Regions from separate parts of the Homo sapiens genome. Here region 1 is linked to region 2. The links are chromatin contacts, found by Hi-C in ENCODE. All regions are on one chromosome and are shown on one strand. The core of a region is the stretch at or near the end of the contact, and the rest is flanking DNA. Distances in the headings are between cores, read along the strand shown.

Region 1 (4,629 bases), core at 1,815-4,314, 1.8 Mb after region 2:
AAAGAGATAATAATAAGCAATAATGATGTAAAATTTTTATCCTATATCAAATTTCTTAACTGCATCATTAAAATATCTCTAACATTTGGTACTGATCTCATTAAAAGTATTTCCAATATTTAACAGTCATTATTATTTGTCTGAGATGTGAGGTATTTTATGTTACTTGTCATGTGAGTTGAAAAAATTTTTAAAGGTACAAGAAAAAATAATCAAGTTAATGGAAAACATCACTTCTCAGGAAACAAATCAACTCATTTAGCAATGAAGGAGGAAAGAGCATATTGTGTTACTGCTTTCAATTTGTCCCAACAATAAAATGCTAAGGCCAAATGATGGTTACTACTGAGTGCTTACGTAGAAAACTGACTCAGTTCTCCTAGCAGACAGGGTCCTTTCTTTGCTTAAAAGTTACAACACCTGGTATACAGCAGCAATACAACTAAAGAAGATGAGTTTCAGACTACAAATAAGTGGCTGTTGAAACAAAAAGGACTACAATTATGAGATATGATTTCTCTTTTAGTCTTTAAGCCTTCTTATGTTCATATTTCTTAAAGTACAATATTATACCATGTGCTCCACACAGGAAGTGGAAAGAACAGATATTACAATCCCTCCCAAGCTACACCTTTAAGATGCAGCATTACAGATAAGGTTACCACACACTTCAGTGATCCACTATAATTGTGCAGACAACAAAATGCTACAGGAGGAAAAAAAGGCATTTTAACTACATTCATTCCTATCTAAAAAAGCACGTGTGCAAACTTACATATGTAAATTCAATAAAGTTCATACTTCCTTCTCTTTTCTTGCCAGACCTGAATAGTAAATCTGAAAACTTGGCTTTTAATTGCACTACTTGACTCCTCAAACTGAACAAAGTATTGTGTCCATAAAAACATCTGCTATTGACAAAGAATTGTACATAATCGTTTAAAAAAATCATTTTGGCATATCTTTATTGTAAAGCATTTTTTCCCAGTCCTAAGGATTTTCGGGTTTGAAATCAAGATGAACTTTTTATCCCACAGCAACTCTCCCAGAACTGTCCATTTAAATTTTAATCTAGAAAGAGAAGCTTGTCTAAGTCTCCTACTTGCTGTTAAAAGCTACCTCGGCCCCTCAATATAAACAGTCAGAAGACAGCCAACCATGTCTCAAGAAGATGGAAGTGTTCTGTTGGCAAATGGCCAGAAGACTAGCTCACCAGAACTGTCCAAATCAAAAACCTGTAATCAGAAAATTCCAGACTCCTCCTTCAACTTCCTTCCCAAATTCAAACTGGCCACTAAGATGGATGGACTTCACTTCCTCTCTAGTGCCTGTCACTGCCTTATTCTGGACCGCTCACCACTGCTCACTGCTCTTCCTCCCTGGTCTTTCCACCTTCAACCTTGCCCAACCCAGAGCTGTTTTCCACGCTGTAGTCATAATGGTTGTCTAAAGGGTAGATATGATCATGACACAGAAGAGAGCTCACGATCTGTGCCTCACTACCTTGCAACCCCACTCACTACCTGCCACTCCCTAGAAACACCCTCTATTTCTCAGTTGTACTTGATATTCTCGGTCTGCACCACAATCTTTGACGCCCCCAAAGCTTAAAGTATGCTTCTTTCTCTTCCTTGACAGCCTAACCAGTGCCTTTACCACGTGGCTAACTCTTAGTCATTCTTCATGACTCAGTCTGAGTTTTATTCCCTCCAGAAACCTTTCCATGCCCCTCTTCCTTGGCCCTATAGCACCTTGGTCCACCTACACAGAATTGTTCACCACATCATAATTGATCCTGTCTTTTGTCTTTCCTGCTAATTCCTTGAAGGAAGAACTCTTCTTCACCCCTGTATCTCCAGCATCAACAGTTCAAACACAGCAGCACTTTTTAAGTGTTTACTAAGTTTTGTTTTTTGTTTTTTTGAGATTGTAGTTACTGAAAAAGTGATAAAAAGCACGTGGACCTAAAAGAAATAATTCATAAATTTCAGAGTTGTAATAAACTCTGAAAATAATCTTTTTCAACTTCTTAATTTACAAATGAGGTTTATAAAAAAGATTTAAGAAAGATTTTTCCCAATAGCATGGATATGAGAGAAGGAAAAATAAACTAGTGAAGATACCCTCCCCTACCCCGAAAATCTTAAAACTGTCTAAGGAAAAGGTATCTGGGGAATATAATGGATAAATGGAATGCCATCTATTTCAGCACCAACCACACAATTCTATGAAGCGCATGAGGAGCTCTTCCTAGTGTCACCAGTAAAATACGCGTTTCTTCACCCAAGGCTCAAAGCTTCTACCTGTGTTTGTGCCTACAATTCCAAAACTGGCTCTTGGAACAGTCGCTTCCTCCACTGGGAAGGAGTTGCCACACCTGTAAAAGGAACAGGTTGTTTGTGATCGCTAAGGTCAACCTCTTATCTCTGATGGTCTCTGAATTTAGAGTACAATTTAAATATATAGTTAACATAGTCCGGGAGAGATACAGGGAAGGGGTGAGGGAAGTTTACTTACAATCAGGACTGGGTGTGAACGTTATGGGAACCTAGAATATTAGAGCTGGGGCTGATCTGGGATTACTCTAATCAATATCCTTCTTGTAGTAGCCGAGGGGACTGAAGCCCAGAAAACTTCAGGACCCGCCCAGGGTCTCCCAGTAGCTAGTGTGTAAGCTGAGACCAGAACTTGGCTCGTTCTCTCCCAGTCCTGAGCTTGGGCAGAATCACCAGCAACGCCAGCTCCCTTCCCTTTCCTTCAGATGGGTCTCGGGTCCAGAGCTGGCGCCCGCTAGCGGGAGGCCAGACCGGGAGGGCCAAGGCAGCCACCTGTGGCTTTCCCATCCCTCAGGTCCAGCAGTGCACATGGGGTGCCCCCGCGTCAACGCCGGAGGAGTGACCTTGCAAACCCGCGCCCCGCGGGCGGCAGAGCCGGCCGCTCACTGCCCGGTCCCCGGCCACCACGGAAGAGCGAAGATCTCTGCCAGGGCAGGAGCCCTAGCCCCGACCCGCGCCCCAAGTCTCTCCCGCGCGGCGGCTTCCGGCCGCCATGGTTTCCATAGCAACAACAGCACAAGCTGCCGGGTCCCAGAGACGCCCTAGGGTCAGAGGTCATCTCCGTGGCAACGGAAACTTCCCGCGCTACGGCGGCTCCAACGGGCCGCTTCCGCCGCATTGCGTAGCGAAGCCCCCGGCGAGCCGAGGCTGGGAGCGCGGTGATGGCCGGTCCCCGTGAGCAGAGGGCAGCGGCGGCGGGACCGGGGACTCTGGGCCAATGGGTAAAGCCAGGAGGAAGCCCGTGCCTGGCCCGTTGGGCTCCCTCCTCCTCAGAGCCGAAGCAGTCCACACTCGGAACCCAGCTTCACCCGGATTACCGAGGGGTTCCACGCCTGGAGGCAGAGCTGCAGCGTGGGCCCGCTCGCGGCTTTGCAGAAAACAAATAATGACACACTTCTCTGGAAGCCCGGGGCCTGGGCCCAGAGCCGTGGCTTCTGCCAAACTTTCTGGTCCCGGACACCAACTCCCCGCCTCTCAGCCCGAGGCCACAGCGGCCCAGCACCCTGCACCTTTTAAAGTGGCTCCAAAAAGGAGAAAGCCAAATAGATCAGGGTGGTAGGCGCGAGTGCAGGGAGCTGCGAAGTTGGAAGATTACTGCTTTTCAAACTGCCAAAGAGCAAAATACTAAGCGAGAAACTCCGTCCAAAGCAACTGGAACTCGAGGTTCTTTACTAATGAGAGTTCCAGTTACCATCTTCAGAGAAAGGAGCTCAAAAGAGGGAGTTTATTTTTTGCGGAATGTCTTCCTTGTTAAGAAGAAAATTAAAGATTAAAAAAGAAAATGAAGGGTCTGGCAACTATGAACCTAATGGTGCCCTAACGTTTGCTATTCTAAGGCCGAGAATGCCAGATGGGGAGAACGCCATGAGCTTTTGAGCTTGTGTATTTTGCGAGAGGCTCGAGTGTGAACAGTAGACTACAGGCCTTGAGACTGAGAAGGAAGCTATAAAATGTGGGCCAAGGGAATGTCTGCAGGACCGGGTTTCAGAGCACCCTATCGTGGCGGATAAAGAGCCACTAACAGCTTTTTTCTTTATTTAGTAGCCAAATTCTTGGTTGGCGCTTTGAGAAAGGAGTAAGCATTAAGCGAATTTAACCAAGTAAAATGTATCGTCCTGCCCTTTGTAGTCCCATAGTTCACTATCCTAGAGATACCTATTTTTCACTATTTTATTAAAGTGTATTGAAAACCTACCATGTGTCGTGAACAGAGTTTTTGTCAAGAGACAGTGACAAAGGCAGTGGTGCCCAGCAGTTGTTGGGTGACTTTCTTACATGATGTTACCAGACTAATCAAACAAGAACTTCACTGTTCCCTATAAAACATGTCTGCGACATTCATCCTTTTTGCCTTCAAGTTTAGGAAGTCCCTAAGAATCCCTCCTTTTGTTCCCTTCTCTTCATCATCCTACCTTTTACATTCTGACCAAAGTAAAAAAAATAGTGGCAGCTAGAGAACTACACAGGGAAAACATCAGGACATAGTTGGTCTTGATACAAAAGAGCTATTGCATCTCTAGAGGTATACGGGGAGCTGAGAAGTCTCCCTCAGAAAACTCCATGCCCTTCAGTA
Region 2 (4,916 bases), core at 263-2,762:
TATTCTGCTTACTGCTACCTACTATCCAGATCACCACAAACAACCACCCTCTCCTAACTAGTAGTAGTTAGGGCCTGGTTAGTAAAATCAACTAGCCCAAAGTATTTCCGTACAAAAATCCACCAATTAGAAATTAATTTAACTTTGCAAACTCAGCTTTTACAATACGAATCTCTGCTAGAACACAGTGGTCTGCTTATTCAGGGAAGTCTGGCTTCTTCTGGGAATAGTTTCAGGAAAACAAGGCATTTTGGGAAAATACGGGCAAACTGCAGGTGCTCTTCATCTGAGCATTTCAATAAATTGAATGAGGCCAGGGAAAAGTCTTCACTTACAGGTAAATGTACATAAGGACACCTACGTGTGTGTAAGACCTACACTTTAAATAGGTCACCTTTAGTTTTTCATTAATCATTTCTCCTGGGACATTTAGCAAAACGAATAACTTGCTTTTAAAAAAGGCCACAAATCCCGGGTGCAGTGGCTCATGCCTGTAATCCCAACATTTTGGGAGGCCAAGGCGGGCGGATCACGGGGTCAGGAGTTCGAGACCAGCCTGGCCAACATGGTGAAACCCTGTCTCTACTAAAAACACAAAAATAAGCTGGGCGTGATAGCAGGCGCCTGTAATCCCAGCTACCCGGGAGACTGAGGCAGGAGAATCGCTTGAACCCGGAAGGCAGAGGTTGCAGTGAGCCGAGATCGCGCCACTGCACTCCAGCCTGGGCAACAGGGCAAGACTTCATCCCAAACAATAAAAAGGGCCAGAAATCGACTGCATTTTCTTATCACTTAAATATTAAATCAACTAAGCGTGGAGTTAAGAAGCTGTGTTCAAAAAACACTTAAGTCTGCTTTTGAGCTTGTGGCGTTGTCCTTGGCCCACAGAGTAAAACAGCAATGATAACCATAATTAATAATCAAGGCAGTAAATTTCTTCAAAATTTCAGAAGTTTCACTAATGGCTCCAAAGAAACCTTAGATCAGAAATTCACAAGTGCCAGGAGACGTTTTTAGATTTCTTTTGCAGCTTCTAGTCTCCTTACAAACAGGAAATCTTTAAAATGAAAAACAATTTCTGAGAAGTGTTAGCCCGGTTCAGCTGAGGTCCTCTGAAAGCCAGCGTGTGGGCTGTCACGCTTCCTTTACAGGGAAGCAGCGCCCGTGCGTGAGGCGGTTCCTGGCTTTTACCGCCCTCTGCCCGTTCTGGCAATCGCGCCCGTGGCCCCCGCGCGGGGCAATGGAGGACGCGTTTCGGGGTCCACCGTCCCCTCCCTCCGGCTGGCCTCGCCGGCCGGCGGCGCCCCAGGCCTCCTCCCTCACCCGCGGGGACGCCGAGTGCTGCGGCCTCGACCCGGACGCCGCGCAGGGAGCGACGCCCCAGGTTCCCGCGGGCGCCAGGACACCCCGCCTGGGGGGCGGAGCAGGCGCAGCCCCGACCCCCGCCCGGGCTCAGCGCCTCACCTGCCGGCAGCCGGGGCTGTCGGGGAGGGCAGGGCCAGGGCGGAAATGCAGGGCCGGGCCCGCGCCTCTGCTCCCAGGCCGCCCCCGGCGGCGCCCCCTGCAGGCGGAACGCGAGGCCCGCCAGCCCCTGCGGCGCCCTCGCACACACGTGGCCGCTCGCACAACTGGCCGCCTAACAGCCAGACCCACCCACGCCGATGCCCGCCGGAGACGCCCCGCCGCAGACACAGCGCAACCAGCTTCACACACCTGGGGACGCCCCACAGAAGTCACATCCACCCTAACACACCTGGGCACTCAGGCTCAAGCCCCGACTGCATGGTGGACCCTGACACACCTGGGCCACACCCCACAAAACAGACTCACAGACGACTCCACAAGCTTGGGGACACGCCACATCAAATGGACACACATGCACACACAAATGAACCCAAGCGCAGACACACTTGGGGATGCCAACCATGTGTGTATCTATCACATCACACACCACCAAGGCCCCCCAGCTGGGCATGCACACAGCCCTGATACCGAGTCCAGACCGCCATCTAGTCACACTGCCCACTTACTTACCAATACTCTTAAAATGAAACTGTGGCCGAAGGAGACAATGGAAGGATGACATCACCTCTTCCCTAGCTCCAGGACTAATTTAAGCCCCAGAAATTATAGGACTGAGAACCAAAATCGAAAGAGAACATTTTCCCTAGAGACAATGGGTTAAAGCAATGCCACTTGGGGGCCAGGTGGTAGGAATGGTACAGCTATGGAGAGAGTGACACTTCTGTCTCTCCGAAAGACACAAATCTGTGTTTATCAGATTAGCAATAATCCCCCTTAATCATTTCCTGCCCTTTCTACTTTCTCATGGATGTGGACTGATTGAAACCTTTATATAAACTGGTTTTTATCCAAACGTTTCCAACAATGCAGATGTAATTGTATTTTGAACAGATGTACAATTCCAAAAGAAATCTAAACCATCAGGTACATAAGTCGTTGGTTTTCACAGTTTTTTCTTGTCTTGGACACTTCATAATTAAATTGAAATGTATTAAAAAACCTTGTCTAGCTCATATTAATATTTTTTTTTTTTTTTTTTTTTTTTTTGAGACGGAGTCTCGCTCTGTCGCCTAGGCTGGAGTGCAGTGGCGGGATCTGGTTCACTGCAAGCTCCGCCTCCCGGGTTCACGCCATTCTCCTGCCTCAGCCTCCCAAGTAGCTGGGACTACAGGCGCCCGCCACTACGCCCGGCTAATTTTTTGTATGTTTAGTAGAGACGGGGTTTCACCATTTTAGCCAGGATGGTCTCGATCTCCTGACCTCGTGATCCGCCTGCCTCGGCCTCCCAAAGTGCTGGGATTACAGGCGTGAGCCACCGCGCCCGGCCTCATATTAATATTTTTAAAGACAGCAGTAATTCTTAACTTTTTGAAGCGAAAGAATGATTCCACTTTCATCTCTTTTTTGAGGGGGGAAAATCATGTCAGCAAAGGAAAGTGAGACAAATAGATAAATAATTCTTCTGATAAAGGAAAATTAAAGATGACGCAGACTAGACGAATTTTTTGTTTGTTTTGAGATGGGTTCTCACTCTGTCACCTAGGTTGGAGTACAGTAGCATGTTATTGGCTCATTGCAACCCCTGTTTCCCAGGCTCGAGTGATCCTCCCACCTCAGCCTTCTGAGTAGCTGGGACCTCAGGCACCCACCATCACGCCCGGCTAGTTTCTTGTATTTTTTGGTAGAGACAGGATTTCACCATGTTGCCCAGGGTGGTCTTGAACTCCTGAGCTCAGGCGATCCACCCGCCTTGGCCTCCCAAAGCGATGGGATTACAGGTATGAGCCACAGTGCCTAGCCAAGACAAGTGTTAAGTTGCATCCCAGATAAGGCTGGGGAAGCCCAATCTAACATAGAATAGGCTCTGTGGGATGAAGCCTTCAGTTTAACTTCTTGGAAAACAACTCACAGTTTGAAGAGCAGTTTTTGAAATGTGGTCCCAGTCCAGCAGCACTGGCAGCACCTGGGTATTTAGAAATGCACAATCTCCAGCCACACTGGAGGTGTCCTGACTCTGGGGGTCAACTCAGTGTCAGCAAGTCTGGGGGTGGGGCCCAGAGATGGACATTCTAATGAGTGATGCCAGTTCAAGTTTGAAAACCATCGCCTTTTGAGGATGTACCTCGGTGCTTCTCAAACTTTAACGTGCACGTCAGTCAACCCAGGGTCTTGTTTTAAAATGTAGATTCTGGTTCAGCTAGCCAGGAGTAGGGTCTAAGATTCTGCAGGTGGACAGAGGGTGCTAAGTGAAGATTTTCTTGTGTATAGACACACTCCAGGGTGCTGTCACTGTGAAGACAGCTCCACAGCAAAGCTTGGGTCTCATAGAGATAAAACTCACAAAGTGCCTCAAGGAAATAGACTGGTCAATCTAAGCAGGTCCCGGGCTTGTCAGTTTAGGGTTGGTCAGTTATTCAGGATCCCTTGGCAAGCCAACTGCTCTGGTAGCTTTTAGGAACTGGGTCGACTCACCAAGTCTGTTTGGTTGTGTCCAAATGGTACAATTGAGTCATTCACTGCAAAGGGTTCAGCTGCTCATTCTGGCCCCTTTGCTCTGCCTTTTTACAAACTCTCACATCCTCTAGGCTTAGGGTCATGCAGTCAGCAAATCACTATGCACCTGTATTAGTCTGTTCTTGCATTGCTATAAAGAGCTACCTGAGACTTGGTAATTTATAAAGAAAAGAGGTTTGACTCACAGTTCCACAGGCTGTACAGGAAGCATGGCTGGGGAAGCCTCAGGAAACTTACGATTATGGCAGAAGGTGAAGAGGAAAGAGTCACATCTTAAATTCTTAAACAGCCAGAGAAGGAGAAAGAGAGAGCAAAGGAGGAGGTGCCACAGAGTTTTAAACAGCCAGATCTTGTGAGATCTCACTCACTATCACGAGAACAGCCAGGGGGAAATCTGCCCCCATGATTCAATCACTTCCCACCAGGCCCTTCCCTGACACCCGGGATTACAATTCAGCGTGAGATTCAGGTGGGGACACAGACCCAAATCATATCAGCACCTGTTCAAAGCTCAGCAAACATTTTCCTTATCAACTACAAGGATTTAAACCAGCAAATTGTCTTTAACCAGAATTAACCAGTTTGGCATTTGTATTTGCCTAAATCAGAGCAGGTAATTGCTGAGCTCTGTTTTCCAGACCTGGGTGTAATAGATGTCTAATTTATATTCCTATTTAACTAAATACATTACTACTTAATATTATGCAAACGAGGCCAGCCTCCTCTGGGTGTTTCTCTCCTGCGTGCCTCCAGCATTGCAAGTAACGTCCAATAGAGGGGAAGATATCCCCTAAGTCTCTTGAAACTCTAGCTATAATGTGAGGTAAACAACCAAAAGGAGGGCTATATAAGGAGCTTGAAGTCCAACTGAATAACAC

What was found. Hi-C counts contacts between places; a loop is a spot of excess contacts on that map. Pooled maps may share reads with other maps.
Region 1: a loop to region 2 is called in a map of CD4-positive, alpha-beta T cell, with 5 times the contacts of the local background. The contact joins the promoter of FGF14-IT1 here to the promoter of GGACT in region 2. A Hi-C loop is called at or near these places in 2 of 168 maps with a recorded cell type or tissue (CD4-positive, alpha-beta T cell and naive thymus-derived CD4-positive, alpha-beta T cell), 1 of 37 single-sample maps with no recorded cell type and 9 of 50 pooled maps.

What each region holds. Positions count from the first base shown.
Region 1 is chr13:102,391,455-102,396,083 of GRCh38, forward strand. FGF14-IT1 (FGF14 intronic transcript 1) reads right to left here and starts at 3,065. Exons shown (of 4, transcript NR_036486.1): 1 at 2,900-3,065; 2 at 2,304-2,377. It overlaps FGF14-AS2 (FGF14 antisense RNA 2), which reads left to right and starts at 3,124. Exons shown (of 1, transcript NR_036487.1): 1 at 3,124-4,251. It also overlaps a transcript of FGF14 not described here. RefSeq lists an enhancer at 2,971-3,200.
Region 2 is chr13:100,587,277-100,592,192 of GRCh38, forward strand. GGACT (gamma-glutamylamine cyclotransferase) reads right to left here and starts at 1,513. Exons shown (of 3, transcript NM_001195087.2): 1 at 1,465-1,513. RefSeq lists a silencer at 1,146-1,665.